Linked DNA regions of Homo sapiens: region 1 is linked to region 2. A link is a loop called in an ENCODE intact Hi-C map of the cell type or tissue named here. Cell type or tissue: OCI-LY7. All regions are shown on one strand. Links, peaks and the distances in the headings refer to the core of each region. The heading gives the core; the rest is flanking DNA. Region 1 has its middle 47 kb from the start of TMSB4Y. Region 2 holds the start of TMSB4Y (thymosin beta 4 Y-linked).

Region 1 (2,897 bases), core at 217-2,716, 48 kb after region 2:
TAATGCCGCCACTGATCTGACCTGAGGAAGAGCAGTAATGTTCCCTGGACTGCCACTTACTTCCTGCTGTGTCTCGGTTCCTAACAGGCCACTGACATGTACTGGTCTGAGGCTTGGGGACTGGGGACCCCTGAAGTAAAGGATTGTCATGGCTAAAACCTACAGATAGGGCTAGCTACATAATTTGTGAGACTTCATGCAAAATGAAAATTCAGGGAAACTTGTTCAAACATTATAAAGAATTTCAGCCGGTGATGGCAGAACAGCCCTTCTAAGAGTGTGACTGTACCACTGTACAGCTTGCATGCCCCTGAAACTGGCTCTGCCTGTAGAACCTTGTGAACAAGATGACCCTGATTTTCTAATTCGCTAAGAAACACATCAATGCCAGTTGATTCGATTGGCCTTGCTGGTTTAAGCTATGTGAAGAAATACACATGTAAAATGATGTACTTGAAAAACACTCATAATAGGATAGCTGCAGATGGCTGTCATTCCAATTTGTTAACAGGCAGATATCAAAATTGCAGAGTGGAACCTGTGTATAAGAATAGGGGAAAGGGTGGAAAATTGCAAAACAACTGTACAGCCTTTGAGCAAAGAGGATTCGAGCCTTCTGATGTAGCTTTGAGTAGAGGGAGTGCATCTAGATAGCCTGACTGTGCTTAGCTGGGTGCTTATGGAGATCCTCTTTTCGAAGGTGAAAGTGCAATTGGGTAGGAGACGGTGGAGATGTCAGAGCAAAGGAACAGCAGTCAGTTGTCCTTTCGAATTGCAGTGTGCCTGGGTCTTTTTTCTCTGGGTTTTCCTACCTGCAAGGGGACTGTCACTTCCTGATGCGGCTGAGGAGAGTGTAGAGCTTTGTTACAGGTTGTGTGTTATCAATGCCTCCTGTCTTTCTGTGGCAGGATCCTGGCTGGGGAGGGAGAACTCGTGTGCTAAAAGAGCACTGGAAAAGACAAGAGAGGCCGGAGCAGCCATTCCAAAGCTAAAAAGGCTGAGTCAAGAGGCTCGGGGCAAATCATGGGGAAAGAAAGAGGTTAAGACGCAAGTCTATTTTGAATAAATCACTCACTGTGGGCGTGCAAAGCTTATTAGAAAAACAAACGCCTGGCTGGGCGTGGTGGCTCATGCTTGTAGTCCCAGCACTTTGGGAGGCCCAGGCGGGCAAATCACGAGGTTAGGAGATCGAGACAATCCTGGCCAACATGGTGAAACCCGTCTCTACTAAAAATACAAAAATACAGGAGTGGTGGCGGGCACCTGTAGTCCCAGCTACTCGGGAGTCTGAGGCAGGAGAATCGCTTGAATCCGGGAGGCGGAGGTTGCAGTGAGCCGAGGTCGCCGCACTAAACTGCAGCCTGGCGATAGAGCGAGACACAGTGTAAAAAAAAAAAAAAAAAGAAAAGAAAAGAAAAACAGACGCCTTAGGAAACAAAGCGTGTGGAACTAAAGGAAGGTAGGACGCCCCTGGCGGTCCTGAGGCCTCTTTGGTCCTGCTAAAGAGAGCACCCCTGCTGGCAGGCGTGGGCCTGCTCACACCTGGACGGAGAGGGGAGGTAGGAGGGGCAGGAAGCGGTTGGTGCGGACGGGGAGGCGACTGCGTGGGGTCTTCCGACATCACCCTTCAGCTGAGTGTCCGGGGTCTCATTCCCAGAGACCCGCCCACGGGCCCTGCGTCCGCCCCTCCTGTCACACGCCTTCCAGCCAATGGCGCGGCCGCCTGTCCTTCTCATGCCACCCCTGGAGGGCAAGCAAGGAGGGAGGTTGGCTGGGAAGGCCTGGCTGGATTTGAAGTATCAAACTTTCCGGCGTGGTCGTTGCGGCTGCTGGGTCCCCAGAGTGCGGCCCCGGCGAGGAGCATGGAGCATCGGCCAGCGCCCGGCGCCCTCGCATCCGATCGGCAGCCATGGTGCCCGAGGTGCCCGGCGCGGTCCTGACCCTCTGCCTCTGGCTGGAGGCCTCGGAGGGCTGCCTGGCGGCCGGCCCCGGAGCAGCTGCTGCTCAGCTGCTGGACGAGTCGCTGTCTGCCGGGAGCGTCCTGCGCGCCCGCTGCGCCTCCAGGTGCCTAAGCTTGCCAATCATACGCATCTCTGCCTTCTTCCAGCACTTCCAGGTTAGTGGAGACTCCCGCCCGCCCCGGGTTCTTTCTGGTGCTGCGGCCGCGGCGGGAGTGCACCCGGGCGCGAGAGTGCACCCGGGCGCGCGCCGACCAGCCTAGGCGCGAAAAGTTTTCGGCCAGCGCAGCGAGCTGACCTGGCTTCTCCTGGGCGTGGATCTTACAGTCGGGGTGCTTAAATCGTGTTTTCCAGCCTCCTCCCGGCTCCCGATACGAAAAAGAAGCCCGAGGCGTCCTGCCCCAGTCTTGTCCTTCCCAGCAGGAAACCAAAGGCGATTTTCCTGGGGAGGGAGAGTCGTGAATGCCGAGGGTGGGTGTGTGGATGTAGCTGTTTCCCGGGAATTGAGTGCCCGAGATTCCAGGCGGGTGTCGACTCCCGCAAAGTCCCAGGTGCTCAGGAGCACTGGGAGAGAGTCCGGGAGGCGCACCCCGCTGCGCCCAGCTGCGCCCGGGGACCTTGCCACGAGCCCCAGCTCCGCAGGTGCCCGCAGGCCGACACTTTTTCTCTTTTGAACGATGATTTTTCACCATCCGCGGGCCGAGAGCTCGCTACCCACCCGTGGATTCCCCAGCCACGGCACTTGTGCCAAGTCGTGTTCCAGGGTGCGTGTATGCGCGTGTTGGAGGGTGCAGGTGGCTCCGCGCGCCTCATTTCGGAGTCCCTAAAGATTCAAGGTCTTGTACACTAGCGTAGAGCGTCAGAGAAGTGCCGGGGACAGGGGATTTGGCAGGACGGTGTTTGGATACGCCAGAGACAGGCTCCAAGGTCACTGTCCCC
Region 2 (2,897 bases), core at 223-2,722:
TGTCATTTTGAAAAGTGCTTCCCTCTACCCAAATCTTTTATATTTCCAGATGCAGTTGCACTTCGGAGATGTCCTAGTGCTGGAAGCACTCCCTTAAAAATATAGTTTGATTTTTGAATTTTATCTTATGATGTTAGAGGTAATGGGACTATAGTCTTTGGAATTCAACACAGTCCTTCTTAGCAATCACTCTGACAATTTATGAATATAAAAAACAAGAAGGAAAAGAATTTCCTCATTGTCAGGCAGTAAGTCAATGGCAGAGCTTCAAATTGACTTATTTTGCTAAGAGGGAGCTATAAACTCCAGACAAATTACTCTACACCCAGAGTGTAGAGTACAATATTACCCTACACTCAATATTACTGTTGAGTGCCTACAAAAATTATGCTAATGAAACAATATGGATGTTACAAGGCTGAAAGTTTCTCTTTTAAAATCACTGAGGGTTGCTTTACCTTCTGCCAAAGGCAAGAGGAACGCCAGTGAGGAAGAGGTCCGGGGTGGGGCGCATAGGCCTCCACTGGTCTGAAAGCTGAGTCACAGGAATGATATCCCTGTAGCTGACCAGGCACTCCAGGGAGGGACACCGCGCCTTTGCGTGCGTATGTCCTCAGTAGGTAAAGCCAGTTTCTCAGTAAAACAATGCCTGTTACCCTAGGTATTACTCCGACCCTTAAATAATATGCACCAGTCCGCAAGAGCAATTTTTACGCTCCTGTTGTAAAAGGGGAAAATGCGTTTTGAAGGAAGTGTTGGAAGGTGCTTTGCTCATTTTATCTTTCGCCATCGTTGTGGTTAGGGGGCAATGGTGCACCTAGGGTGGCGTTGGGGCTCCCCAACCGCCCGGCAGCTTTCAGACGCCCTTCCGAGACGTGGAGCGAAAGACTTAAGCGGGCCTGTGGGTGACATCAACTCATTTACATAGGAGGGCTATAAAGTAGCGCCTGCCCATCCCGTCCTGGCAACTCCGCGGTGGACACTGTGTAGACTAGATTTCACTCCCTTACGCGCCTGGCTTAGGTAAGCCCCAGGGCCCCTGCATCCTTACTCCTTCTACCCTCCCCTTCATGCCGCGCTTGCCCCTTCATTATTCGCGTCCCTGTGAAGACATCCCCTAAAGCCAAGCCGAGTGATTATCCCCGGGAAAGCTGCCTTGGGGAGGTGGGGATGCGAAACACCCTAGATGCTGGGTAATGCGGTGGGGAAATCGATGATTTAAGAACAAAGCAAATAAACCGGCGTTTATGTACTGCCGCTCGGAGGGTTCGTGTTAAAATTTCTTAGTGTGCCGAGGCGGGCGGATCACGAGGTCAGGAGATGAAGACCATCCCGGCTAAAACGGTGAAACCCCGTCTCTACTAAAAATACAAAAAATTAGCCGGGCGTAGTGGCGGGCGCCTGTAGTCCCAGCTACTTGGGAGGCTGAGGCAGGAGAATGGCGTGAACCCGGGAGGCGGAGCTTGCAGTGAGCCGAAATCCCGCCACTGCACTCCAGCCTGGGCGACAGAGCGAGTCTCCGTCTCAAAAAAAAAAAAAAAAAAAAAAAAAAAAAAAAAAAAAAAAAAAAAAAAAAAAAAAAATTTCTTAGTGTTTGCTCTCAAAGGTATTGTGCGTTGTCTTGGAGGCTGAGATGTGGGAACAGACAGATCCTTTGTTCTGAGGCTCACTCATCTCCCGAGCCCCGAGCCGTCTCCCAGCCTCAGACGGCTCTGCGGGCTGCATCTGTGCAGCCTGGCAGCGGCGGCGCTGCGCTGTGACATTTTCACAGCCCTTCTTGCAGAGGCATGTGTGCTAGGGATGCCGAAATGCCGAGAGCGCCGGCAGGACTAGCTTCCGGGCCGCGCTTTGTGTGCTGGGCTGCAGTGTGGCGCGGGCGAGGAAGCTGGTAGGGCGGTTGTCGCAAGCTCCAGCTGCAGCCTCCGCCTACGTGAGAAGACTAGAAAGCGGGCGCAGGACCAGGCCTGCGTTGTTTGCAGAGAGGCCGTGGCTACAAAATGGAAGTGCTTTTGCGACCTGGGCTCCATTTTAGGAATTCTTGCCCGATTTTAACCACTTGAACGCGGAAGTGGCTTTCCTATTCTCTTCCAAGCCAGCCTTTAATTTTAAACGCTGTAATTAACAGTTCACAGGGGTCAAATTCCTTTATTCCGGAACATTCCACTTTGAGAGGGATCTGTCCTCTTTGGTCCCCTGCGTTTTCAAATATTTGAGGAAAGGTGTCGCCTCTTTTTCTGTGGAAAGAGGAAGCTCATGAGCGCGAAACAGCAGGGGACGGAGGGCGAGAAGGGCTTTCTCAGGTTGCGGGTCGGAGGGCAGAAGCACAGTTCCCAGTACAGAGACCCGGACAGGTGGCTGTTTCTCACGCTCACTTTGGATTGCTCCCTACGGCTTCCTCCGCAGCCATGTCTGACAAACCTGGTATGGCTGAGATCGAGAAATTCGATAAGTCGAAACTGAAGAAGACAGAAACGCAAGAGAAGAATCCATTGTCTTCCAAAGAAAGTAAGCTCCGATCCTCCCCCATCTTTAGAAAGGCTGGAATGCGAGCGGGCGGTGGGAGGGCGGGAGACTGGGAGCTGCCACGGGAAGAATTCGGGAGGCAGGGGAGGGCGCTCAAGGAGCAGATAGTTGGTGAATGTGGCTTGCAAAGGTTAATTAAAAATCAGATAACTTTTAGTGCAGTAATCCCAACACTTCGGAAGACCAAGGCGGGGATCACCTGAGGTCAGGAGTTCGAAACCAGCCTGAGGAAACCTCGTCTCTACAAAAAATACAAAATTAACTTGGTTTGCTGGAGGGCGCCTGTAATCCCAGTTACTTGGGAGGCTGAGGCAGAAGCATTGCTTGAACCTGGGAGGGGAAGTTGCAGTGAGCCCAGATCCTGCCACTGCACT

Evidence for each region. Peaks named below come from ENCODE experiments on the same cell type or tissue, not always from the same donor. Only the 100,000 strongest peaks of a DNase experiment are listed, where the experiment ranks them.
Region 1: it touches region 2 in a loop (2.9-fold over the local background); 8 of 110 quality-filtered maps call a loop at or near these places.

Annotation. Positions count from the first base shown.
Region 1 is chrY:13,749,890-13,752,786 of GRCh38, forward strand. It overlaps the pseudogene ANOS2P. Among named protein-coding and RNA genes, the nearest start is that of TMSB4Y, 47 kb to the left of the region's middle. In OCI-LY7, for the core only: CTCF peaks have their summits at 1,169 and 1,450; a DNase peak (open chromatin) is centred at 1,542; H3K4me3 peaks cover 1,934 bases.
Region 2 is chrY:13,701,931-13,704,827 of GRCh38, forward strand. TMSB4Y (thymosin beta 4 Y-linked) reads left to right here and starts at 1,969. Exons shown (of 2, transcript NM_004202.3): 1 at 1,969-2,505. The coding sequence starts at 2,406. In OCI-LY7, for the core only: CTCF peaks have their summits at 1,669, 1,874 and 2,591; DNase peaks (open chromatin) are centred at 1,881 and 2,331; H3K4me3 peaks cover 1,529 bases; H3K27ac peaks cover 1,215 bases.